4 separate regions of the Homo sapiens genome follow, and all the other regions are linked to region 4. Evidence: chromatin contacts called from ENCODE Hi-C or POLR2A ChIA-PET data. All regions are on one chromosome and are shown on one strand. The core of a region is the stretch at or near the end of the contact, and the rest is flanking DNA. Distances in the headings are between cores, read along the strand shown.

Region 1 (3,596 bases), core at 251-2,750, 230 kb before region 4:
ACTCATTCACAAAAAAGAATGAAATATTGATACACAAAACATGGATGAATCTAAAATTAATTACACGAATGAAAGAAACTTCTGTATGTTTCCATTTCTATAAAATTCTAGAAAGAAAACAGACCAGTAGTTGCCTGGGTACTGGGATGTGGGACAGGAGAGAGGGATGACAAAGGGGCATGAGGCCATTTTTGGGAATGATCCTATATTAATGATCTTGATTGTGGGATAGTTTCACAGGGGTACACATAAGTTAAAATTATTAAACTGTACACTTTAAACATGTGCAGACTATTGCATGTCTGTTATACCTTAATAAAACTAATAAAGTAGATGATGATAGGCAGACAGATGGGAGTGGCCTTTTAAGGTGAACAAGAGAAGAAAGGGGACCCAGCCGAGTGATTTAGGAACAGTTGGCTTGGGGCCTGGGGAGAAAGGCAGAGAGTATACTGTGGATTTCTGTGGGACACCACAGTGCAGAGGGGTGTTTTTAGAGGGCAGCCCTGATAAGATAGCTTCTAGGATTGAGGAGATGGGCAAGGCTAAGACCCAAGTCCCACCTCATACTAATTTCCCAGCTGCAGCATAGATCTGTTTTTGACCCCTCTGCAATACAGAACTTGAAGTGGTTAAAAGGCTGGGGCAGCCCTAGGTTCGTGTACTAGCTCTGATCCTTTTTGTTTGTTTTTTGAGACAGGATGTCACTCTGTCACCCAGGAGGGAGTGTAGTGGCATGATCATGGCTTACTGCAGCCTCAACCTCCTGGACTCAAGCGATCCTCCCACCCCAGCCTCCTGAGTAGCTGGGACCACAGGCATGTGCCATCATGCCCAGCTAATTTTTTATTTTTATTTTTCATAGAGATGGGGTCTCACTATGTTACCCAGGCTGGTCTCAAACTCCTGGGTTCAAGTGATCCTCCCACTTCAGCCTCCCAAACTGTTGGGATTATAGGTGTGAGCCACCGTGCCTGGCCTGACTCTGCTCCTTTTTAACTTTGTGGACTTGGCAGGTGAAGCCCCCTTTCTGAGCCTCAGTTTTCTCATCTGTAAAATGGGGATAGTAAGTAGTACCTACAATAAAGTGTTTGCGAGACATTGTGAAATAAAGGCACAGAGTGCTTAGCAAACTGTGTGACACATAGTGGGCACTGAATAATAGTTTATTTTATTTTTTTATACAGTATTTAAGAGATTAAGAGCTGGGACTCTGGAGTCAGGCCAACCCAAATTCAAATCCCAGATAATCGACTTTGAGCAGGTGACTTAAATTCTCTGAGTTTCATCTCCTCATCTATAACCTGGAGACGATACACATGCATTGGTTAAAAGCCTGGAAGGAAACAGAGGGCACACTCAAACTGAGTAATTTGAGGAGAGTTTAACATAGAGATTATTTGCACAGGTGTGGGCAGAATTTAGGACTATCAACAGGGTAGAGTGTGATACCTGGGTTGGCAAAGGGAGGTGCTGTTACTACCCCTGGGCTTGCAAGGACTAGAAGGGTCAATTGCCAAACCTGAAAAGGCGGAGCTGTATGGAGAAGGTCACCCAACAGGAAATGTGGCATTTGGAAGAGGCACAGCCAGTCCATGGCAACATAGAAAGGAGAAGTGTGGGGGACAAGTGTCCCAAACTCATTGTCTTCCTTCCTCCGATCTCCTGCCAGTGCCTCTTCTCTCCTTAGACAAACCCAACTAGGGGCCAGAGGGCCAGGGAGCCAACGGGAACAGCTCAGCCCCAAAGGTTCAGAGTAGGAGGACAAAAGGATGAGTGAACCTAGAGGGGCGAAAAGATTAAATTCAATAGGTAAAGGTCCAATCTCATGGGATTAATAGCAACTCCTGAGTAATCAATGAGATCAGGTTAATAAAGCATCTAGCACATAGTAAGGCTCCCCTAAGTGGCAGCAGCCCATGGTTACCCTGGAACCAACCCTAGCTAGATTCTCAGGGTTGCTGCCTGGCCAGCCTTGACCCAACCCACAGTGCTGGGAATGGAACAGAGCTGATCTTCTCCTACTTTCTGTGTTTACTTAGAGAAAACTTGGCTGCTTAGAGCCAGAAGAGGTTGACTGTGGTTTTCTGCAACAGCTGGGGGTGAGGGGAGGCAGAGAGAGGGGAGCTGGAACATATTAGGACTCCTGAAAGCCAAGAGACCCCAGAGCCCGGGAATCTGAGAAGAGTCCACACGCAGAACAGCATTTGCTTGCTGTCACTTTGCCAAGAGATTGTGGATTTCAGGGCTGAGTGGCAAGTCCTGGGACCTCATCCCCAGGAGGCAGGGCCACGGGGCTGCACCCAGGGCCGGCTATGTGGAATGTGCTGCTCTTGGAAGCGACTGAGGCTCTCGCTTTTTAAAATTGGCCTGTAAATCTCCGTATAGTTTTCAGGGTTTAGGAATTTTATTTTATCTGGATTAAAGTCATGTTCTGCTTTGGCATCGGAAGGCGTTTATGACTGTTAAAACAAGAAATGAAAAATATAGGCTTGGAATCAGAGAGGCTGCCTCCTGCCAGACTTTTAGGGGTTTGTCTTGGGGGCCAGGCTGAAGGTTTTCTGCCCCTTCTCTGACTGCTCTGGTGTTTCTTGATAAAGTTGGGGCTGCCTGAATCTGAGCAGCAAACGCAATAGCCTGGGAGGGTCTGTTAGGAAGGAAACCTTTTTCTTTGCTTAGGTGAGCTCTACCAGTCTCTGTTTTCCCCCTCTAGGGAAATGTACACTCTCTGGAGCATTGTTTAAAGGGTTTTCTCACATTGCCGGCACCTGGCTGCACTTGGTCTAGGAGGCAGATGGCTTAGGACTTTTGATTCATCAGGGCTTGGGATGACTTTACATTCCCCCAAATTGCCATTTTGGGCAGGATTTACATAACTGAGATTCCAGCTTTCTTTGGCCTAGTTTTGCCATTTTCTCTATTCCGTTTTGCTTTTAAAGCACACATGCATTGTGTGTGCACACACATGCATACACACACACACACACACACACACACACGCATTTCTTTCCTAATGGTACAAGTTATACATGCTTCATGGAGAACACTTGGAAAGCAAAGGAAAGCACCAAGCGGGGGTCGGGGTGGGGAAGGAGCTGGAAAGCAAAAAAATCACAAGAGAAAATCACTAGACATTTTGACAAAGATTGTTCTAACATGTTTCCTCCTATCCAGCTATCATCTACCTATCCTCTATTTTTATTTTATTATTATTATTATTATTTTGAGACAGAGTCTCGCTCTGTTGGCCAGGCTGGAGTGCAATGGCTAGATCCTGGCTCACTGCAACCTCTGCCTCCCAGTTTCAAGCAATTCTCCTGCCTCAGCCTCCCGAGGAGCTGGGACTACAGGCATGTCCCAACACACCTAGCTAATTTTTGTATTTTTGACAGAGATGAGGTTTCACCATGTCGACCAGGCTGGTCTCAAACTCATGACCTCAAGTGATCTGCCCGCCTCTACCTCCCAAAGTGCTGGGATTACAGGCATGAGCCACCGTGCCTAGCCTGCTTATCCTTTTTAAAAAAGTATGACAGATGACATGCAATTTTGTTGCCTGAATTTATACCTTTCCATTTTTACAGATAATATGTTGT
Region 2 (3,349 bases), core at 115-2,614, 160 kb after region 4:
AGGGGTCAGGGAAGGCCTCCGGTGAGGGACACTTGAGCAAGGACCCAGAGCAGATGAAGGATGTCTGTGGACGGAAGGTCTCAGGCAGAGGGGATGGGGTTGGAGGAGGCGCCCTCACTGCAGGTGGGAGCATGCACGCCTCGAGGGAGAGATCTGGGGGTTTCAGCCTAAGTGTGATGGAGCCTGGGGGTCCCAGCAGGGCCAGAGATGCTCTCACTTAAGCTTCCAAAGGGTTCCTTTGGCTGCTGCAAGGAGAACAGCCTAGGAGGAGCCGAGAGGAGCTGGGGACTAGGTGGGAGGATGCTGGGTCACCTAGGCAAGAAATGTAGGGGCTGGAAGGGGAAGAGGAGCCCCAGGGTGGTAAGGTGTGGTCTGGATCAGAATGTGTCATCCAGGACCGGGCGCAATGGCTCACGCCTGTAATCCCAGCACTTTGGGAGGCCAAGGCGGGCGAATCACTTGAGGTCAGGAGATCGAGACCAGCCTGGCCAACATTCTGAAACCCTGTCTCTACTAAAAATACAAAAATTAGCTGGGCGTGGTGGCAGGTGCCTGTAATCCCAGCTGCTCAGGAGGCTGAGGCAGGAGAATCACTTGAACCCGGGAGGTGGAGGGAGCAGGGAGCCGAGATCATGCCACTGCATTCCAGCCTGGATGACAGAGCAAGACTCTGTCTCAAAAAAAAAAAAAAAAAAAAAAAAAAGACTGCGCCATCCAGGCTGTAGCTTCTAGAAGGGATTTGCTGAGGGATTAGTTGAGGGTGCGAGACAGAAATCAAGAGCCACCTTGGAGCTGACTTTCCATGAGGTCCCTGCTCCAGGTGTGTCCTTGACAAAAGGGACTCCAAGCCCTGCTTCTAACCCTAAGCCAGTGGCTCTCAACTAGTGGCGATTGTGCCCCCCAGAGGACACTGGAGACTAGGCCATGTCTGGAGACATTCGGGGTTGTCATAGCTGGGGATGCTGGCTCCTACCGGCATCTAGGGGGTGGAGAGGTCAGGGATGCTGCTGAACGTCCTGCAGTGCCCAGGACAGCCCCCACCACAGTCACCCAGCCCCGAATGTCACTAGTGCCAAGACTGAGGAATCCTGACCCCTGATTCCCCCTAAACCCTGCCACCTCCTCTCACACGGGGCCTGGCCCCACCAACTTAGCGGGGACTTTGTCAGAGGCCAGAGATTCCAAATCAATGCATCTCAGTGGCTAAGGTCCATATTAACTACATCTCACTTGCTTCTGACAGTGACACAGATCAGATGCTGCTGCTGTCGTGGCTGCCACCACAAGAAACAAGAGTGTTGGAGTGCAAATTCATTATCCAGCTGTTAAGAGCGACAGAGCATGCACACATCTCTCCCCGACCGGGTTATCTGAGAGCCAGCCCTGCTGTATGATTGAGTGGCTGCCAGCCTCCTCTTCTCTGTAACCTTGACACGCCAGAGCCGGGCCTCCAGTGCACAGGCTAAAAATCCTAAAGGCAACGGCGGCGGCAACAAATAGATGGGTTAATTTGTTTCATGCCCCCGTTGTCACCAGGCTCTCGCAGAATAAAACCACCACCACCACCACCACAACCTCCATTTGTGGGGTTTAATACCCCAGCTGCTGGGAATCAGATTCAGCCGGAGGAAGAAAATGTGACGTCGATGCAGAGATCCATTTATTCGGTGATGTTTGCTTAAAAACCGGTTTTTCATCTGCAGGTTATTCTTGCACGCTTGGACCTCAAGCAACACAATATCACATTTCCAGGTGGTATCTTTAAGGAAAGCTAATTAAGACTCTTGGCACTTGTAGGATGAAACATTTTACAATTTTCTTCAAAGCAATTTGCCAACATTAGCTAATTAAAACACCCAGCCTTCCATTGAGGGACAATGGGAAGAGCATACAATTGTCATTTCTGAGCATCTGTTGTACGGATAGAAATCCAAATTCCTGTTGCTTCTACTTGGTCAATGTCCTTCTCTGAAGGTGGCCTTTCATGGTTTTTCTGCAACCTGCATTTAGGAGCATTTAGAAGAAGATTCCAGCTTTTCTAGCACTTAGCCTCTAAAATAAAGAACAACACAGGGAAAGGAGTTTGAGCAATTGAGGCTGGTCTGCTAAGCCAGGGGTTGGCAAACTATGGCCCAAGGGCTAAATCCAGCCCTTGACCTTTCTTTAAAGTTTTATTGGAATACAGCCATGCTCATTGGTTTACATATTGTTTCTGGCTACTCTCAAGCTAAAACAGCAGGGTTAAGTGACTGCTAGAGAAAGTATAAGGCCTAGAAAGCTGGAAATATTTTTACTGTCTGGCCCTTTATGAAAACAGTTTGCAGACCTCTGCATTCAGCGGTCTGTTGCATCTGCCTATGATTTTCCCGCTCTGCAGGCCAAACTACCCCATTCCCAGTTGTTGATTGGACAGCTCTTTTCCCATGGTGTCATTACTGTTATTAAGTGTCTAGGCCCCAAATGAAGGTCTCCAAAGAAGTGTCTCTGGTCAGTAGAAAGGATTTTTTTTCTTTAGATAGAGATAGGGCCTCTCTATGTTAACCAGGCTTATCATGAACTCCTGGCCTCAAGCAATCCTCCCATCTCGGCCTCCCGAAGTGCAGGGATTACAGGCATGAGCCACCATGCCCGGCCCATTAGAAAGGTTATTCAAGGAAAGGGAATTTGAATTTAATCTCTCAGTATAGAAGATAATTTGACAATGTCAAAACCCAATAGAGGCCGGGCACAGTGGCTCACACCTGTAATCCCAGCACTTTGGGAGGCTGAGGCGGGTGGATCACCTGAGGTCAGGAGTTCGAGACCAGCCTGGCCAACATGGTGAAACCCCGTCTCTACTAAAAATATAAGAGTTAGCCAGGCGTGGTGACACATGTCTGTAATCCCAGCTACTTGGGAGGCTGAGGCAGGAAAATCACTTGAACCTAGGAGGCAGAGGTTACAGTGAGCCAAGATCGCACCACTGCACTCCAGCCTGGCAACAGAGTGAGACTCCGTCTCAAAACAAAACCCAATAGAATCTTTCTCCCATTTTACTCCGTTTTCCTAAGGATTGCAAGGTCAGCCTTCTGCTGCAGTTCGTCCAAAACATTTCCCCTTCTCCAGCCGCCACCACCCCGTTTGGAGATTCCGTCTTGGGGAATTCATTCCCCTTTTTTGAGTCCTGCCTTCTGGATAGTTCGAGGACCCTTCAGTTCTCCATGGATGGAGCTCATGGTCACCTGGATGCCTACAACTGGGGAATGAGAGGCCAGGGATCAGGGGTGGGGATGTAATTAATTTCATCTGGGTCCTGGGGTGTCTGAAGGCAGGACCAATGTGACTTTTACCTTCAAGGTTGGCGGAGACA
Region 3 (3,384 bases), core at 254-2,753, 170 kb before region 4:
TCCAGTCCAATGAAGCCCAGAGGCCTGAGAACCAGGGAAACCAATGGCATAGGTCCCAGTCTGAATCCTAAGTCCCCCAAACCAGGAGTGCTGATGCCTGAGGGCAAGAGAAGGTGATGTTCCAGCTCAAGCAGACAGCAAATTCATGCTTCCTAAACCTTTTTCTATTTGAGCTCTCAGTGGATGACATGACGCTCACCTGGATTGGTGAAGGCAAACATTATTCAATCTACCGATTCAAATGCTAATCTCTTCTGGAAATACCCTCACGGACATACCCAGAAATAATGTTTTACCAGCCATCTGGGCATCCCTTAACCTAGTCCAGTAGACACATAAAATTAATCATCACACATGGAAGTCTGGTCACTTCACATCTCTTCACAGCGACGGCGGCTCCAGTTTCCAGTCCAAATCAGTGTACGTGCTAGGGGGCTTTCTGCACAGCTTTTGGGTGGGGTAGTCAATCGAAGAGATCAAGTTTGCATGCTGGAATATTTTAGTTGCTGAGATATTTCAATGGTTTGTGAAGACCATGGGGAAATAAACATTTAAAATTAAAAGTGGCTTGGAAAATCAAGGCAGTTTCTCAGCGGTAGTCCCCCGTTGACAGAAATATTTGGGACACTTGTTATAATTTCTTTATTTCTACCCAGACTTATTTAATCAAACCTTGGAGGTGAGAACCAGAGCTCTAATACACACCAATACCGTATTTATAGTTAGCATCAAAGTAAAGGGAAGTTTGAGGTGATTTACACCAAATCCAAACTCAGTGATATCCGAGTAAGTGAAATTTGACTATATTTTAATATTGCAATCTCCCTGCATTTTTCTTGCCACTGATAGCTACATCCACCCTTTTGCTTTAAATTCCTTCTATTTTCCAATCCCTTCTGTCAGACAGCTAAAAAAAAAAAATGGTTACAATATTCTTAGAAAACTGTGCTTCAGAGAAAGCAGTGAGGTTACTCAATTGTTTCTCCTCTGTTAATTTGAGAATCTTAAATTATGCATGTTGTTTTGCACACATTTGCATGTTCAATTCACATGCCTGAGTTATTCGTCTACAAGATAAAACCAAGCATAGTAATTCAAGTAACCTGTGTCTGATTTCTCTTCACCCAAATTTCAGGGCTAACCGAGTTGCAGTTAAAGAATGGATAATTAAATCACTTGGGAAGCGCAGGGGAGTGCTGGTGGATAGGAAAGATGGGGTTACTGAGCCAACTCCTGCCTCCATCCCGTCTGGATTGTCAATCGTTTCTCCTTCCATGACCTGCTGGATTTCATAACCTCCACGAGGCCCCTTTCCCAGAAGGGACTCACTGTCCTGGTTACAATCCTTAAATCTAGCTGGGCAGGAAGGCCAGGAGTGGAGTTTGTCCTCTGCCTGGTGTGGATAACCTTGAACATAAAGAAACCACCACAATACAAACGGCCCTGAAATCTGAACCAATGCCACCGCAATATGCAGATGAGAAAGTCAGAACCATTCCTCCATTGGCTGACTGCCGGCCTGACGTCACAGTGGCCCAGCCCAGCGTGGCCAGAAGTGCTGTGGGCAACTTTCTGGACAAGTTGGAAAGCTTGTGTGTGTGGGTGTGTGTGTGTGTGTGTGTGTGTGGGTGTGTGTGTGTGGGGGGGGGGGGGTCTTTTTTTTTTTATCAGCTGGTGCTGGTTTCCTGCATTTCCTGTGTTACGGGGGGGGAAAAAGGTGTTTATGTACAGCAAGAACTGATGAACTCAGGGCTGAAGAGCATTTTGTTCTCTGTGGCAGCTCTATCCCTTTCCTTAGGGGAGATCTATGTTAGAAACAAAAATGTCATAGGGGAAGGTTGTGAATTCTAAATGAACTGTGGGGACCTCACGAACCTCTTCAGCTTAGTGGTTTCCAGGAAGCCCCAGGCTGAGCCAAACTTTGTGACTTAGCTGGTGTGAGTCTTTGGCTGTGATCTTGACCACAAACTTCAAGATATGCAGGCATGGGAGGCTGGGGGCCTTTTTTATTTTTCTCTACCTCACTTTGCCAGGTTCAATGCAAAGACAGAATCCAATCCTCTGATCTGTGAACTTCTGACGATTCCCCGCCCTCAATGTGCTGGTGGTAGGAAAATTTCCTCTTCTCTTTTCTTTTCTTTCTTTCTCTTTCTCTCTTTCTTTCTCTTTCTTTCTCCCTCCCTGCCTTCCTGCCTTCCTTCCCTCCCTCCCTCCTTTTCTTTCTTTTCTTTTCTTTTCCCTTCTTTCCTTTCTTCCTTCCTTCCTTCCTTCTTTCTGTTTCTTTTAGACGGAGTCTCGCTCTGTCGCCCAGGCTATAGTGCAATGGCACGATCTCAGCTCACTGCAAGCTCCACCTCCCAGGTTCACGCCATTCTCCTGCCTCAGCCTCCCGAGTAGCCTGGACTACAGGTGCCCGCCACCACGCCCGGCTAATTTTTTAATTTTATTTATTTATTATTTTTTTTTGAAGAGGCGGGGTTTCACCATGTTAGCCAGGATGGTCTCAATCTCCTGACCTCGTGACCCACCTGCCTCGGCCTCCCAAAGTGCTGGGATTACAGGCGTGAGCCACCGCACCGGTCTTCCTTCCTTCCTTCCTTCTTTCTTTTTCTTTCTTTCTTTCCCTCCCCGCCCTCCCTCCATTCCTTCCTTCTTCTTTCTTTCTTTCCCTCCCCTCCCTCCCTCCCTCCCTTCCTTCCTTCTTTCCCTCCCCTCCGCTTCCTCCCTTCCTTCCTTCCTTCTTTTTCTTTCTTTCTTTCCCTCCCCTCCCTCCCTCCCTTCCTTCCTTCTTTCTTTTCTTTCTTTTTTTTCTGACAGAGTCTTGCTTTATCACCCAGGCTGGAGTGCAGTGGCACAATCTCAGCTCACTGCAACCTCCACCTCCCAGGTTCAAGCCATTCTCCTCCTCAGTCTTCCAAGTAGCTGGAATTACAGGTACACACCATCATGCCTGGCTAATTTTTGTATTTTTAGCAGAGAGATGGGATTTCACTATGTTGGTCAGGCTGGTCTCAAACTCCTGACCTTAGGTGATCCGCCCACCTCAGCCTCCCAAAGTGCTGGGATTACGAGTGTGAGCTGCCGCACCCTACCTAGAGAGAGAGATTTCTTACGATGTTATTTGAGCACCTGGATCCAGCTGGACCTGAAACCACAACTCCTGCACATTTTTGTTAATGGCACCAATACATTTACATTTTGATGTAATTTGGATTGAGCTGAATTTCTGTAAAGTCAGTAAAGGAGTTCTCACTGGTACCTCCAACTTCCCCTGGGCCCCTCCCTGTGTGGTTTCTTACTAGTCTCTTCTGCTTCTGTCAGCGTTGGTGGGGGAGGGAAAGAGTCCATGTGATGGCATATGGGTGATAGATAGGGGAGTTGAGT
Region 4 (3,297 bases), core at 451-2,950:
AAGATTATATATCGTAGGATTCCACTTACATGAAATATCCAGAACAGGCAATCCATAGAGACAGAGAGCAGATTGGCAGCTGCCAGGGGCCAACGGGAGGGAAGAATGGGAAGTGACTGCTAATGGGTACCGAGATTCTGTTTGGGGTGATGGAAAACTTCTGGACCTGGCCAGGCATGGTGGCTCACCCCTGTAATCCCAGCAGTCTGGGAGGCCAAGGTGGGTGGATCACCTGAGGTCAGGAGTTCAAGACCAGCTTGGCCAACATGGTGAAACCCTGTCTCTACTAAAAATACAAAAATTAGCCAGGCGTGGTGGCAGGCACCTGTAATCCCAGCTACTCGGGAGGCTGAGGCAGGAGAATCACTTGAACCTGGGAGACAGAGGTTACAGTGAGCCAAGATCATGCCACTGCACTCCATCCTGGATGACAGAATGAGACTCTGCCTCCAAAAAACAAAACAAAACAAACAAATAAAAAAAAAAAAAAGATGGTGGCAGCTCACACCTGTAATCCCAGCAACTGGGGAAGCTAAGGCAAGAGGTGTGGCAGCTCACACCTGTAATCCCCAGCAACTGGGGAAGCTTGAGGCCAGGAGTTCAAGACTAGTCTGGGCAACATGATGAGATTTGATCTCTACAGAAATAAAAATAAAAATTAGCTGGGCATGGGGGCAAGCACCTGTGGTCCCAGCTACTCAAGAAGCTGAGGCAGGAGGATTGCTTGTGTCCAGGAATTCAAGGCTGCAGTGAGCTACGATCACACTGCTGCACTCCAGCCTGGGCAACAGAGGGAGACCATGTCTTTAAAAAAAAAAAAAAAAAAAAAAAAAAGATGGCGCTAGAGAGACAGTTGATACAGGGTATGGATGGTGACCATCATTGATCATCATGGCTGCTGGTGGGTAGTGGATGGGAGTGAGAACAGCATTAAGAGGAAGGCCAGTGATGAGGCGGGGACAGTGGTCCAGGAGGAAGATGCAGGTGGCCTGGACCAGGGGGCACACAGTGAGCCACGTGTGTCAGGCAAAACCAAGAGGGCTTAGTGAGGATCTGGATGCACAATCATTCAATATAGACTCAACTCTGCCCCTCCTATTCAGCACCTGTATGCACTTATGGATGGGAGGAGAGTGTTGGAGGGAGAAAGTATATGTTCTCATAGGGATGCTGAAGAACAGGTCAGAAGACCCCTGGCTTCAAATTTTGACTTTTTCATTGCCAGATCCCGAGAGAGTAACTTCGTTTCTTTGTGCCTGTGTTCCTTCCCCTGTAAAATCAAGGCCCCAACATGCACTTCATAGGTCGTTGTGAGACGGGGACAACAGCACCTGCCCTGGCTACCTCCTAGGGCTCTTGGGAGACCCAAATGAGTTGTTAATCCTTCAAGGACAACACAGATCACGTTGCTGGGCTGATGTCATTGCTTTTGGAAAGCAGGTCCCTTGAACAGATTCTCCCAAAGCAGTGACTTTAGGAACATCTCGAAGGCGACAGATTCCAGTTGTTAAGGCTACGATGAAATAGCAGAAGACTCTGGGAAGCAGCGTGCAACGAGTGGCAAAGGAGCCCCTAACGCTCTTTCTTCTGTGCTCGCCCCGCCCCCTCCGGCGTGGGCCCCGCCCCGACTAAGCCCCAGCCAGGCCCCGCCCCCGATGTTAGCGCAAGCCACGCCTCCTCAGCTCCCAGCCTTCTGGGTCCGAGGCTCCCACCTGCTCTAAGCGCTTGGTACCAGGGAGGGAATGGGAGGACGCTTGCGGGATAGGGAGGCGGGGGCTGGAAATTGGCAGGGTGAGAGCTGGGGAAACTAGTCTGGGACGCAGCCCTCCTTGTCCCCCTTCTTCATTCACCCCCTTGTTGAGGCCCTTGGCTTTTGCATAATGTAAGTACTTATTTAATGCGTGTGCTGGCTCGAGAGCTCTGCATTTGTCTTTCTGTCCTTCATATGCCAGTGTACCTCCGCCTTCTGTCTGTCTAGGTGGGAGCTCCTGGAGAGGAGGGTGCTTCCCAGCAGTTGCTGTTCGACCCCCAGCCCCGGGCCAAGGGCACAGAGAGAGAGACAGAGAGGCTGGGGCTGCAGTGGGGGTGGGGAGGTGGGAGCTGGGGCGGGGCGGAGGGAGCGAGGGGGAGGAATGAGAGCACCATATGACAGGCTTGTGGAACCACATCTGATGCCAACTTGGATGCTGTCCTTTTTCTCCAATAAAAGGAACTTTTCACTTGTTTTTCAGACACCCTTTAAAAAAATGTATTTAAAGAGGCTGGTTCCTATCCATCCGACTGGAGGCATCTCAGTGCAAGAGCAAAGCTAAGTCCTGCACACGCTCCTCCCCTCCTCCTCCTCCTTCTCCCCCCAGGTTTTCCCGAATGTATCTACTCCGGTTACAACTAGACGCGGCCCCTCCCCCACCTGCCTCCCCCCTTCCTTCCCTCGATCGTGGAGGGAGCGTTCTCTGTGCCTTCCCAAGTCCCCGTGGGGGACCTTCTATGTTGGAGTGGGGGGAGGGGGGGAGGGTCATATAACGAAGGCCAGAAAGAACAAATTAGATAATCAAAAGAATTATAGTAATTGCTTTCACTTTCCCCCGCCCGCTCAGCGGATTCCCTCCCCCGCCCCTCCCCTGGTTTTTCTGTCTGTCGGGAATACTCGGTCTTTCCGACCCCCTCCCCTCCCCCAGGTTCCTCCTCTCCTCTCCCCTTGCTCGCGCGTTCCCTCTCTTCCTCCGTTTTCTGGTGTGCTGGAACGTTCAGCGGAATATGATGAATGATCACCTGTCACAGCTTGTTTATTATAATGCAGGCAATCAATTACACATCCCCAATGCTGGCCGGCCCGCAGGAAATTTATATGCTCAGCACAAACCAATGTGAAAATGGAATCTCATTTGCCAAATGTCTTTCTCCCCGTACAGCACGATGATTACAGTCTGTGTTTGTTTCAACAGTCGTGTACAACTGACAGTGCCATCATTTACTGCCTGGCTCAGGTCACGTTACTCTAAGGCTTTATTTATGGTGTTACGAAGGGCAGCACAGGAAAAGGACAAGGGTGTCTGTCAGGGATGGCACTGTGTTAAAAAGTGGGCGTGCAAGGGCCGCATTCCCGGGCAGCCGCTGCAACCTCAGCCCCTGGGCCCTTACCTCCGCAGCCTCTCCCAGCATCCAGCTACCCAGACTCCAAGGCCCCAGGCGAGAGCCAGCTCTCGGTACCTGGAGCTCCACAGGTCCCAGAATCGGGGTGGATCAGAGTTCAAATTCTGGTTCTGCTACTGTCTAATTGCGTGCTGCAGGGACTCA

Evidence for each region. Hi-C counts contacts between places; a loop is a spot of excess contacts on that map. ChIA-PET counts read pairs that join two places held with the same protein, here RNA polymerase II (POLR2A). Pooled maps may share reads with other maps.
Region 1: a loop to region 4 is called in a map of ovary, with 1.8 times the contacts of the local background. The contact joins the enhancer-like site here to the promoter of LINC00173 in region 4. A Hi-C loop is called at or near these places in 5 of 168 maps with a recorded cell type or tissue (dorsolateral prefrontal cortex, esophagus muscularis mucosa, ovary and 2 more) and 1 of 50 pooled maps. POLR2A ChIA-PET finds 5 or more read pairs at or near these places in 4 of 52 experiments (HCT116, K562 and WTC11).
Region 2: a pooled map shows a loop between it and region 4 (2.8-fold over the local background). The contact joins the enhancer-like site here to the promoter of LINC00173 in region 4. A Hi-C loop is called at or near these places in 2 of 168 maps with a recorded cell type or tissue (PC-3 and heart right ventricle), 2 of 37 single-sample maps with no recorded cell type and 3 of 50 pooled maps. POLR2A ChIA-PET finds 5 or more read pairs at or near these places in 4 of 52 experiments (A549, MCF 10A, WTC11 and 1 more).
Region 3: a loop to region 4 is called in a pooled map, with 4 times the contacts of the local background. The contact joins the enhancer-like site here to the promoter of LINC00173 in region 4. A Hi-C loop is called at or near these places in 6 of 50 pooled maps. POLR2A ChIA-PET finds 5 or more read pairs at or near these places in 2 of 52 experiments (IMR-90 and MCF 10A).

What each region holds. Positions count from the first base shown.
Region 1 is chr12:116,297,736-116,301,331 of GRCh38, forward strand. No RefSeq gene overlaps it. Among named protein-coding and RNA genes, the nearest start is that of MED13L, 22 kb to the left of the region's middle. Within about 2 kb of position 1,501, at least 5 of the 41 ENCODE cell types and tissues checked have a DNase peak (open chromatin) inside an H3K27ac peak, as active enhancers do; they include ovary, where a contact is called at or near this core.
Region 2 is chr12:116,696,612-116,699,960 of GRCh38, forward strand. LINC03088 (long intergenic non-protein coding RNA 3088) reads left to right here. Exons shown (of 2, transcript XR_007063473.1): 2 at 1,244-1,568. Among named protein-coding and RNA genes, the nearest start is that of LINC03088, 37 kb to the left of the region's middle. Within about 2 kb of position 1,365, at least 4 of the 41 ENCODE cell types and tissues checked have a DNase peak (open chromatin) inside an H3K27ac peak, as active enhancers do.
Region 3 is chr12:116,357,693-116,361,076 of GRCh38, forward strand. No RefSeq gene overlaps it. Among named protein-coding and RNA genes, the nearest start is that of MIR4472-2, 69 kb to the right of the region's middle. RefSeq lists a silencer at 1,416-1,505 and a cis regulatory region at 3,123-3,384. Within about 2 kb of position 1,504, at least 30 of the 41 ENCODE cell types and tissues checked have a DNase peak (open chromatin) inside an H3K27ac peak, as active enhancers do.
Region 4 is chr12:116,531,735-116,535,031 of GRCh38, forward strand. LINC00173 (long intergenic non-protein coding RNA 173) reads left to right here and starts at 1,701. Exons shown (of 3, transcript NR_027346.1): 1 at 1,701-1,882. RefSeq lists silencers at 1,512-1,713, 1,618-1,667 and an enhancer at 3,076-3,297.